3 separate regions of the Homo sapiens genome follow, and all the other regions are linked to region 2. Evidence: chromatin contacts called from ENCODE Hi-C or POLR2A ChIA-PET data. All regions are on one chromosome and are shown on one strand. The core of a region is the stretch at or near the end of the contact, and the rest is flanking DNA. Distances in the headings are between cores, read along the strand shown. Region 1 overlaps PRTFDC1 (phosphoribosyl transferase domain containing 1). Region 2 overlaps KIAA1217. Region 3 has its middle 27 kb from the start of OTUD1.

Region 1 (2,700 bases), core at 154-2,653, 520 kb after region 2:
AAATCAACAAATCTATATAATATTGTTTGCAAGCCAGTTAGTTTGGAAATTTTAGTTCCTACATTTTGTACATGTTTATATTTAGAATTAAAAAATAAATAACCTGGGTAAGTACTGTTTACAAAGACTTGGGCCGAACATTTTATATAAATAAAAATCTATGCATAAAGCTTGTACCTAAAAAGGAAGAGCTCTGTTTCCCAGGCATGACCCTACGAAAGGAGACTATTTTGTGGTAACTTGTCGCTAACAGGTGTTTGCAATTAGATTTTGAAATTTGTGGGTCTGAATATGGAACCTGAAACTGTCAAAGTACAAAGCAAGTACAACTCAGAATCATATTATAGCATCGGAAATGTGTCTAGTTTTCTCGAATTTTTCAGAATCATATGCTTCAGACATCATTACAAATCTAACAGAAAATTGTGTCTTGGTTCCTATATGTATGTGTATCACAAGCCACAATTATAATTCCTCTGTTTCTCACATGGCCAGATCATGCTCTTGTTTCTTGTTTTTTGAATGGCAGAGCAGGGTAACATCAAGTCAATAAGAAAAAAGGAACTTGCAACTATGTAAGAAAGAAACTAAGTGGGTGTTTCTTTGTTGGCAGAATGTCAGCAATTAAGGGTGAAGGAACCCAGCAGGCCTGAGAGAGTGTAATAAAAATAGAAATTATAGATGGAAAGTCTCATTTAAAGAGAAATGACCACCACCACCTCACTTACTAACATACCCTAAAATGTTTTTTATTTTAAAGGCTGAAACAGGAATGTAATCCCAGCACTTTGGGAGGCCAAAGCGAGAGAATTGCTTGAGTCCAGCAGTGTGAAACCAGCCTGGGCAACATAGCAAGACTCTGTCTCTACAGAAAGTTAAAAAAAAAATTGGCCAGGCATAGTGGTACATGTCTGTAGTCCCAGCTACTCAGGAGGCTGAGGCGAAAGGATCGCTTGAGCCTGGTAGGAGGAGGCTGCAGTGAGCTGTGATTTCGCCACTGCACTCCATCCTGGGTGACAAAGAAAGACCCAGTCTCAAATAAGTAAGTAAATAGATAAATAGAGGCTGAAACAAAGCGACTTCATTTCTAATCTTTCACATGATTTTATACTAGTCATGCAGAGAATCTCTTACTGTTGTGTTGGCTCACTCTGCATTTGCAGTGAATTTCTCTTCCAGAACATGCATGAACAGCCAACTCCCCAACCACAGATGGTCTAAATGCACGGTGACTGCCACAGGTATCCACCCACAAGGGCCAAAGCCCCTTGCTGCAATTCCTGCACCCTTTATCTAAGGCGTGGTTGGTTGTTAGGAGGTGGTGGAGAACAGAGTGAAGGGGTGTGTCCTGGTGACGATCCCTGCACAGCTGCAGTGGTTACTGGCAGTGAAAACTGCTGCAGCAAAGGGAGGGAAAGAAGGAAACTGATGGCTCATAGCAATCAATGGATTACTCATCAAAGCTGCCTCATTGCTGGATGGAGGAGGGAGGTGATTATCCAGGATTTTTTTTTTTTCTCCTTAATCTTCCAACTGCTCTTTTGCAAAGCAGCAATCCACATTCTAGTTAGGCATTAATCTCTGCCTGGTTAGTTTGGCCAACTCATAGAGCTGTGGACGGATGCCAATGACTCACTATTACAGGGCCCCACTTTATTTTTATCTGCTCCAGGGCCACAGACTGTAACCTTCAGTACAGTTGATCATCTTGAAAAGGTGCATGTCATTGGAACCTTGAGCAGGAATGAATTCTAGGAAATGTGTAGTTCAGGCCTTTTGCAAAGGAAAGACCCAGTCAACTTCTGTCCAAGATCTGGTGGTTTGGTGGAGTACATCAGAACCAAGACTAGAATCTCCTCCTCATAAATTCCATTGCAGTGCAAACTGTCTTAGGAAAGGCGATTTTTCTAGGTGCTCCAGAGAAAGTTGACTTTTATATTTTTCTTCAAACTTAGAGCAAAGAGAATGACAAATTCAGAGAACTGTCTTTTCTCATCACCCAGTGACAAGGTAACAAGAAGGAAAGTAAAATGGACTCTAACAAGATTACAGTTAGATTTCCTTCTTCCTCATTGCCTTGATACTCTGACATAATTATTGGTTTGGATATTTATTCATTTATTCTTTTGTCAAATATCTGCTGATTTTAAGAAGGTCGTGAAAGACTGAGTTAGATTATTTGGCTCAAGTTTTCTCCTGTGAATTTAATAAGAAAATATAGGGGCCAGATGCAGTGGCTCATGCCTGTAATCCCAGCACTTTGGGAGGCCAAGGCGGGTGGATCACCTGAGGTCACGAGTTCGAGACTAGCCTGGCCAACATAGTGAAACCCCATCTCTACTAAAGATACAAAAAATTAGCTGGGTGTGGTGGCAGGCACCTGTAATCCCAGCTATTCAGGAGGCTGAGACAGGAGAATCACTTGAACCTGGGAGGCAGAGGTTGCAGTGAGCTGAGATCGTGCCTGAGATCGTGAGCGCTCCAGCCTGGGTGACAGGAGTGAAACTGCATCTCAAGAAAAAAAGTAAGAAAAAAGAAAATATAGGGATTGTTGTGAGAAAACATGTTTGCACCTTTTACTAAGGTGCATTTACTAAGTAAATTATTTATTAGGCATCCCCTATAAAGTGAAGACTAATAAAGCCAACGATTGGTAATGTTCTATTTGTTAACTGGTAATGATTATACACAAGGTTGTTC
Region 2 (2,700 bases), core at 191-2,690:
TTGGCATTTGTACCCAGTGGTGTGGGTTTCCACCAGCCCTGCTGCACCTGTCTGGTAGTCCAGTGGAGGAGATGACAAAAAGGGACAATGTGGCTAACATCTGCATGACTGTTCATAAGAACCATAAACACGAGGCTGTTCCCACTACCACGTGAAAGGATAGAGGGGCTTGGTGTGTGTAGGGCACAGCTTTTCTGAAAGGCAGAAGGATTCTTTTTATGATTTTACCACGTATCATTTCCTTTTTTTTTTTTTTGTATTGGAAGTTTACTTTCTATCTTGCTTTGCTTTTTTAATTGCTTTTTTTGGCGCTTTAACAAAATGGACAAGTCGTGAGGATTTAGACCTCTCTGTCAAGGGGGCAGATGTTTCTTATGCTTCATTGCCATGTTAAGGTTCTGATTTGGGTACTTGTGTTTGCAAACAGATGGGCTTGGGGATAAGAGGGGACAGGAAAAGAGTCAACATGCAAAAGCCTTCAGAGTCTAGCACGTGCAAAAGACAGCTGAACTCTGCCATGTAAAACTGAGCAAATGCCTTGCTGGGAGAAGAAAGAAAAAGATTGATGTGAGAGAAGGTACCCTGATTTTAGTTCCTTTGCTGCAGATAATGACCCAAGCAGACTGAATTCAGACATTGTCCTAGCTGTCCTAAAAAAAAACCCTACAACTTTGTTATTATTTGTATTATCAATATTAATATTTAACATTAAATTTTGTGTCAAATTAAATTTTGATCAAATTAAGATCAAATTAAAATTTGATCTTAGGTTAGTAATCTAGGATCCTCATTGTATAAATGAGAGAAGACCACAGAAAATGTGCTTTTTGTTTATGTGTGTGTTTGCTTGTTTGAGCTCACACACTTAATTAAGTGGCAGCAGTGGGAAGTCCAGGGCTCCAGTTCCCATTAACATGATCTTACAAATGAAGGGACAAGGACACACAGGGGAGGGACACACCCAAGGAGCATCATGGGCCAAGACAGTGTCAAGATGACACAGGCTTCCACACCGTCACCAGGCTGGGGCTTTCTGTGTGGATTCAAGAAATTTGTGGTTTTTCTTTTCTTTTTTTTTTTTTTTTTTCTTGAGACAGAGTTTTGCTCTGTCACCCAGGCTGGAGTGCAATGGCATGATCATGATTCACTACAGCCTCGACTTCCCACGTTCAAGGGATCCTCCCATCTCAGCCTTCAGAGTAGATGGGACTACAGGCACGCACCCAGGCGCCTGGCTAATTTTTTATTTTTTGTAGAGATGGGGTCTCACTATGTTGCCCAGGCTGGTCTGGAATTCCTGGACTCAAGTAATCCTCCCACCTTAACCTCACAAAATGCTGGGATTATAGGCATGAGCCAGCATGTCTGGCCTGAAACTTGTGCTTTCTTAACTCCACTCACACTTAGGAGCCAGGCAAGGAATGGGATTTCTCCTTTGTGCTTGGAGGAAATGAGCTCAGGTCTCTGTAAAGATAACCTCAGCTCTGCAAACCAAAACGAAGATAAGAATAAATGCCTGTCCGCCTTCCCCCATACCTGGGGGAACTTTGACTCTGTCGGATAATGGATCTTTTGTCTTAAAGGAAGGAATTTCCTCTGCAGCCAAGAACGGTTGGCAGTGCAGGTTGAGACTTGCTGGGTTCAGGAACCAAGCCTTGGGGCAGAGAGGCTGCAGGAGCTGGGGCCGGCTTGCCCAAGGAATGGCTGAGGGTGGCGGGTGTTTTCGCACGGGGTGGCCACGCTTCTGCAAATTGCTCCATTTTACTCAGCATCCTTTGCTGTAGAGTGCCGGTGTGCTGTCACAGCAGGCTGAAAAATGCATCTGACCTGTTTATTCTGCCCTCCCTGTGAGGGGCTTTTTGGCCTGCCATTTTTCACTACTCCTGGATAGAAACAAAGGAACACAGTAAGAGGAGAGGAGAGAAATGAGAAGTTTCTTGCCAAAGCCAAGGGAAGCTCTGGTTCCAGAAAATGAGGCTGGCACTGGGCCAGCTGGGTTGATGTTGCCCTTGACCGCCTCTTTGTGGCCGATTGGGGAATGTCCCCCCAGCCGCACCTGGCCCTTATGGCGTAATCCAGTTGAGCCTGGACGGGAAATAAAAAGGAAAATGTGACTCACAGCAAGTGCAAATGCAGTCTCCCTCCCAGGGGCCTTGCTCAGCTTAGTCTTTGGGAAACTCCCCGCCTGCCTGGCCTTATTTAACACACAGACGCACGGGTTCCTGGGATAAACAGTGCTCCCCAGAGAGCCCCGGCCATGAGCAGGGTGTCTACCAGCACCTGGGTGGCCCAGAAGCACAGCTGCAACTCCATGGGGCCTCAGATATGCCGACTGGATACTTTGAGCTGTAACCCCCCTGGAAACCCGCTGTTGATGCCATCTGGAAGCCCTGGGTGTCTTTTGGCATCTGTATGTTGTCACTTTATCTCAATCCATAGAGTTTTAAGTTCTCTCATGAAGCCCTGTTGATCTTGCCTTTATTTAAAATTTTGATGGTTTATCATGAATTTTTTTTATCATTTTATTTTTTAGGAGCAATTTTTTAGGTTTGTAACAAGATCGAGCAGAAAGTACAGACAGTTCCCATACACCCTTGGCCTCCACGCATGAACAGCCTCCCCCATGATCAGCATACCCTACTAGAGTGGTACGTTTGTTACGATCAATGAAATGAGACCGACACATTGATATCACCCAGA
Region 3 (2,700 bases), core at 11-2,510, 970 kb before region 2:
TATCTATGCCATAAAGTGATTGTGAAGTTCAACTAAGTGAATACATGTAAAAATCTTAGAACAGTGGCTGGGACATACTAAGGGCTCAATAAATATTAGTCACTATCATGTGGTTTTTGTCCAAAAGTTGTATTAAAAATAATATTTCCAGCCTGGCATGGTGGCTCATGTCTGTAATCCCAGCGCTTTGGAAGGCTGAGGTGAGTGGATCACCTGAGATCAGGAGTTCGAGACCAGCCTGGCCAACATGGTGAAACCCTGTCTCTACTAAAAATACAAAAAAAATTAGCCAGGCCTAATGGTACACTCCTGTAATCCCAACTACACGGGAGGCTGAAACAGAAGCATAGCTTGAACTCGGAAGGTGGAGGTTGCAGTGAACCGAGATTGCACCATTGCACTCCAGCCTGGGCTACAGAGCAAGACTCCATCTCAAATAACAACAACAACAACAACAACAACAACAATAATAATAATAATAATAATATTTCTGGGCTGGGCACGGTGGCTCACACCTGTAATCCCAGCACTTTGGGAGGCAGAGGCGGGTGGATCACTTGAGGCCAGGAGTTCGAGACCTACCTGGCCAACGTGGTGAGACCCTGTCTCTACTAAAAATATAAAAATTAGCCAGGTGTGGTGGCAACATGCCTGTAATCTTAGCCACTCAGGAGGCTGAGGCAGGAAAATCGCTGGAACCCGGAAGGCAGAGGTTGCAGTGTGCCAAGATCATGCCACTGAACTCCAGCCTGGGCAACAGAGCGAGACGTTGTCTCAAAAAAATAAATAAATAAAATAAAATAAAAAATAAATAAATAAAAATTTCCAGAGCTAACATTAATCAGATAATTTCTCAAGCAGTGGATTGAGAAAAAGTTGACTCCCTTCTCTGCCTGCCATTTTTTTTAAGCTTGTTTGTTTTTAAATAAAGGTCATTTGATCTTGCTTTTATTATTGAGTAAATAGAGATCCACTAGAGTGCCTTTCTCCCTAGCGGGTTTTTCAGTAATATGAAAACTGCTGTGTGGCTAAAACCTTGCTTCTTGGGACGAGTATTTTTTTAAGTATCAAATAATGACCGATAGAATTTAGTGATATACTAAGAATATTCTGCCTTTGTCTTTGCTATCATACTCAGAAAGAATCCATTAGACTAATCAATATAATGTTATGGTTGCCAAGTTGCAAAGTACCATATCCCTAAGGTTGATGCGAAGCGACCACAGTTTTAGCAATGCTTCTTGACTCATCTTTTATCTCTGAGTCATTTGTCACCACCCAAACTCTTGCCAAAGTTAATCCCCTTCTGAGAAAATGCCCAAGTAAATGATACAGTGTGGTATTTTTGAGTCTCTGATCTCACTTCAAGAGCCAGAGATGGAGAAAAATCTCTGTCTGGAAAAAACAAAAAGGAAAAGGAAAATCACAGTCAAAAGGAAGCCCTGCAGAAAAAGAGAAGTTGCTATTTTCCATCAACTATTTTGAGATCATTTGTTTCCCTATCCCTGTGTTCTTTTGTTTTCTAAGCTTAGCTCTGGAGGAGCATGAGTGCCTAGAATGGGAAGGAGAGATCACATTCAGATTTAAAAGAAAAATAGAGGCCGGGCACGGTGGCTCACACCTGTAATCCCAGCACTTTGGGAGGACGAGGTGGGTGGATCAGCTGAGGTCGGGAGTTCGAGAACAGCCTGACCAACATGGAGAAACCCCGTCTCTATTAAAATTACAACATTAGCAGAGTGTGGTGGTGCTGAGGCAGCAGAATTGCTTGAACTCGGGAGGCGGAGGTTGTAGTGAACCGAGATCACCCCATTGCACTCCAGCCTGGGCAACAAGAGTGAAACTCCATCTCAAAAAAAAAAAAAAAAAAGAAACAAACAAAACAAAAAGAAAAGAAAAGAAAGAAATAAATGTTTGAGATGATGGATATGTTAATTACCCGGATCAGATCACTGTACATTGTTTGTATTGCAATATTACTATGTACCCTATAAATATGTACAATTATTACATGTCAATTTCAAAAGTTAGAGAAACAGGAAAAAAAGCAATAGAGCCAGTTAAAGGAAAGTGCCACATTTTGAGGAAGGAGGTAGGAGAATGAAAAAGTTTTGGAGACAAGAGTGTGTTGTGTCATGGAGAAAGAAATGACAGAGAAGAGACCAAGAGGAAAGAGGAAAAGGATGAGAGGGTGATGGAGCCTGAGAGAGTAGAGACTTGTTCTAGTCAGTACTTCAACTGAGCATAATATGCCTCTTCATTCTTTTTTAACAGCTTTATTAAGATATCACTCACAGGGCCGGGCGTGGTGGCTCACACCTGTAATCTCAGCACTTTGGGAGGCTGAGGGGGGCAGATCACCTGAGGTCAGGAGTTCAAGACCACCCTGGCCAACATGGATGAAACCCCGTCTCTACTAAAAATACAAAAAATTAGCTGGTCATGGTGGCAGGTGCCTGTAATCCCAGCTGCTCAGGAGGCTGAGGCAGGAGAATCGCTTGAACCTGGGAGGCAGAGGTTGCAGTGAGCTGAGATCGCGCCACTGCACTCCATCCTGGGTGACAAGAGCGAAACTCCATCTCAAAAAAAAAAAAAAGATATCACTCACATGCCATGAAGTCTACCAGTTAAAGGCGTCTATTCAATGTTGTAAAATATATTTACAGCATTGTGCAACCATCACCATAATCTAATTTTAGA

Evidence for each region. A loop is a pair of places that touch in the nucleus more often than their neighbours do. ChIA-PET counts read pairs that join two places held with the same protein, here RNA polymerase II (POLR2A). Pooled maps may share reads with other maps.
Region 1: a pooled map shows a loop between it and region 2 (15-fold over the local background). The contact joins two enhancer-like sites. A Hi-C loop is called at or near these places in 3 of 37 single-sample maps with no recorded cell type and 6 of 50 pooled maps.
Region 3: a map with no recorded cell type shows a loop between it and region 2 (6-fold over the local background). The contact joins two enhancer-like sites. A Hi-C loop is called at or near these places in 2 of 37 single-sample maps with no recorded cell type and 1 of 50 pooled maps. POLR2A ChIA-PET finds 5 or more read pairs at or near these places in 1 of 52 experiments (Panc1).

The regions. Positions count from the first base shown.
Region 1 is chr10:24,900,693-24,903,392 of GRCh38, forward strand. All of the region lies in intron 3 of PRTFDC1 (phosphoribosyl transferase domain containing 1), which reads right to left. Among named protein-coding and RNA genes, the nearest start is that of PRTFDC1, 51 kb to the right of the region's middle. Within about 2 kb of position 1,404, at least 19 of the 41 ENCODE cell types and tissues checked have a DNase peak (open chromatin) inside an H3K27ac peak, as active enhancers do.
Region 2 is chr10:24,381,776-24,384,475 of GRCh38, forward strand. All of the region lies in intron 3 of KIAA1217, which reads left to right. Among named protein-coding and RNA genes, the nearest start is that of MIR603, 110 kb to the left of the region's middle. RefSeq lists enhancers at 1,273-2,472, 1,570-1,649, 1,800-1,959. Within about 2 kb of position 1,441, at least 21 of the 41 ENCODE cell types and tissues checked have a DNase peak (open chromatin) inside an H3K27ac peak, as active enhancers do.
Region 3 is chr10:23,411,096-23,413,795 of GRCh38, forward strand. No RefSeq gene overlaps it. Among named protein-coding and RNA genes, the nearest start is that of OTUD1, 27 kb to the right of the region's middle. RefSeq lists silencers at 1,151-1,351, 1,351-1,551. Within about 2 kb of position 1,261, at least 2 of the 41 ENCODE cell types and tissues checked have a DNase peak (open chromatin) inside an H3K27ac peak, as active enhancers do.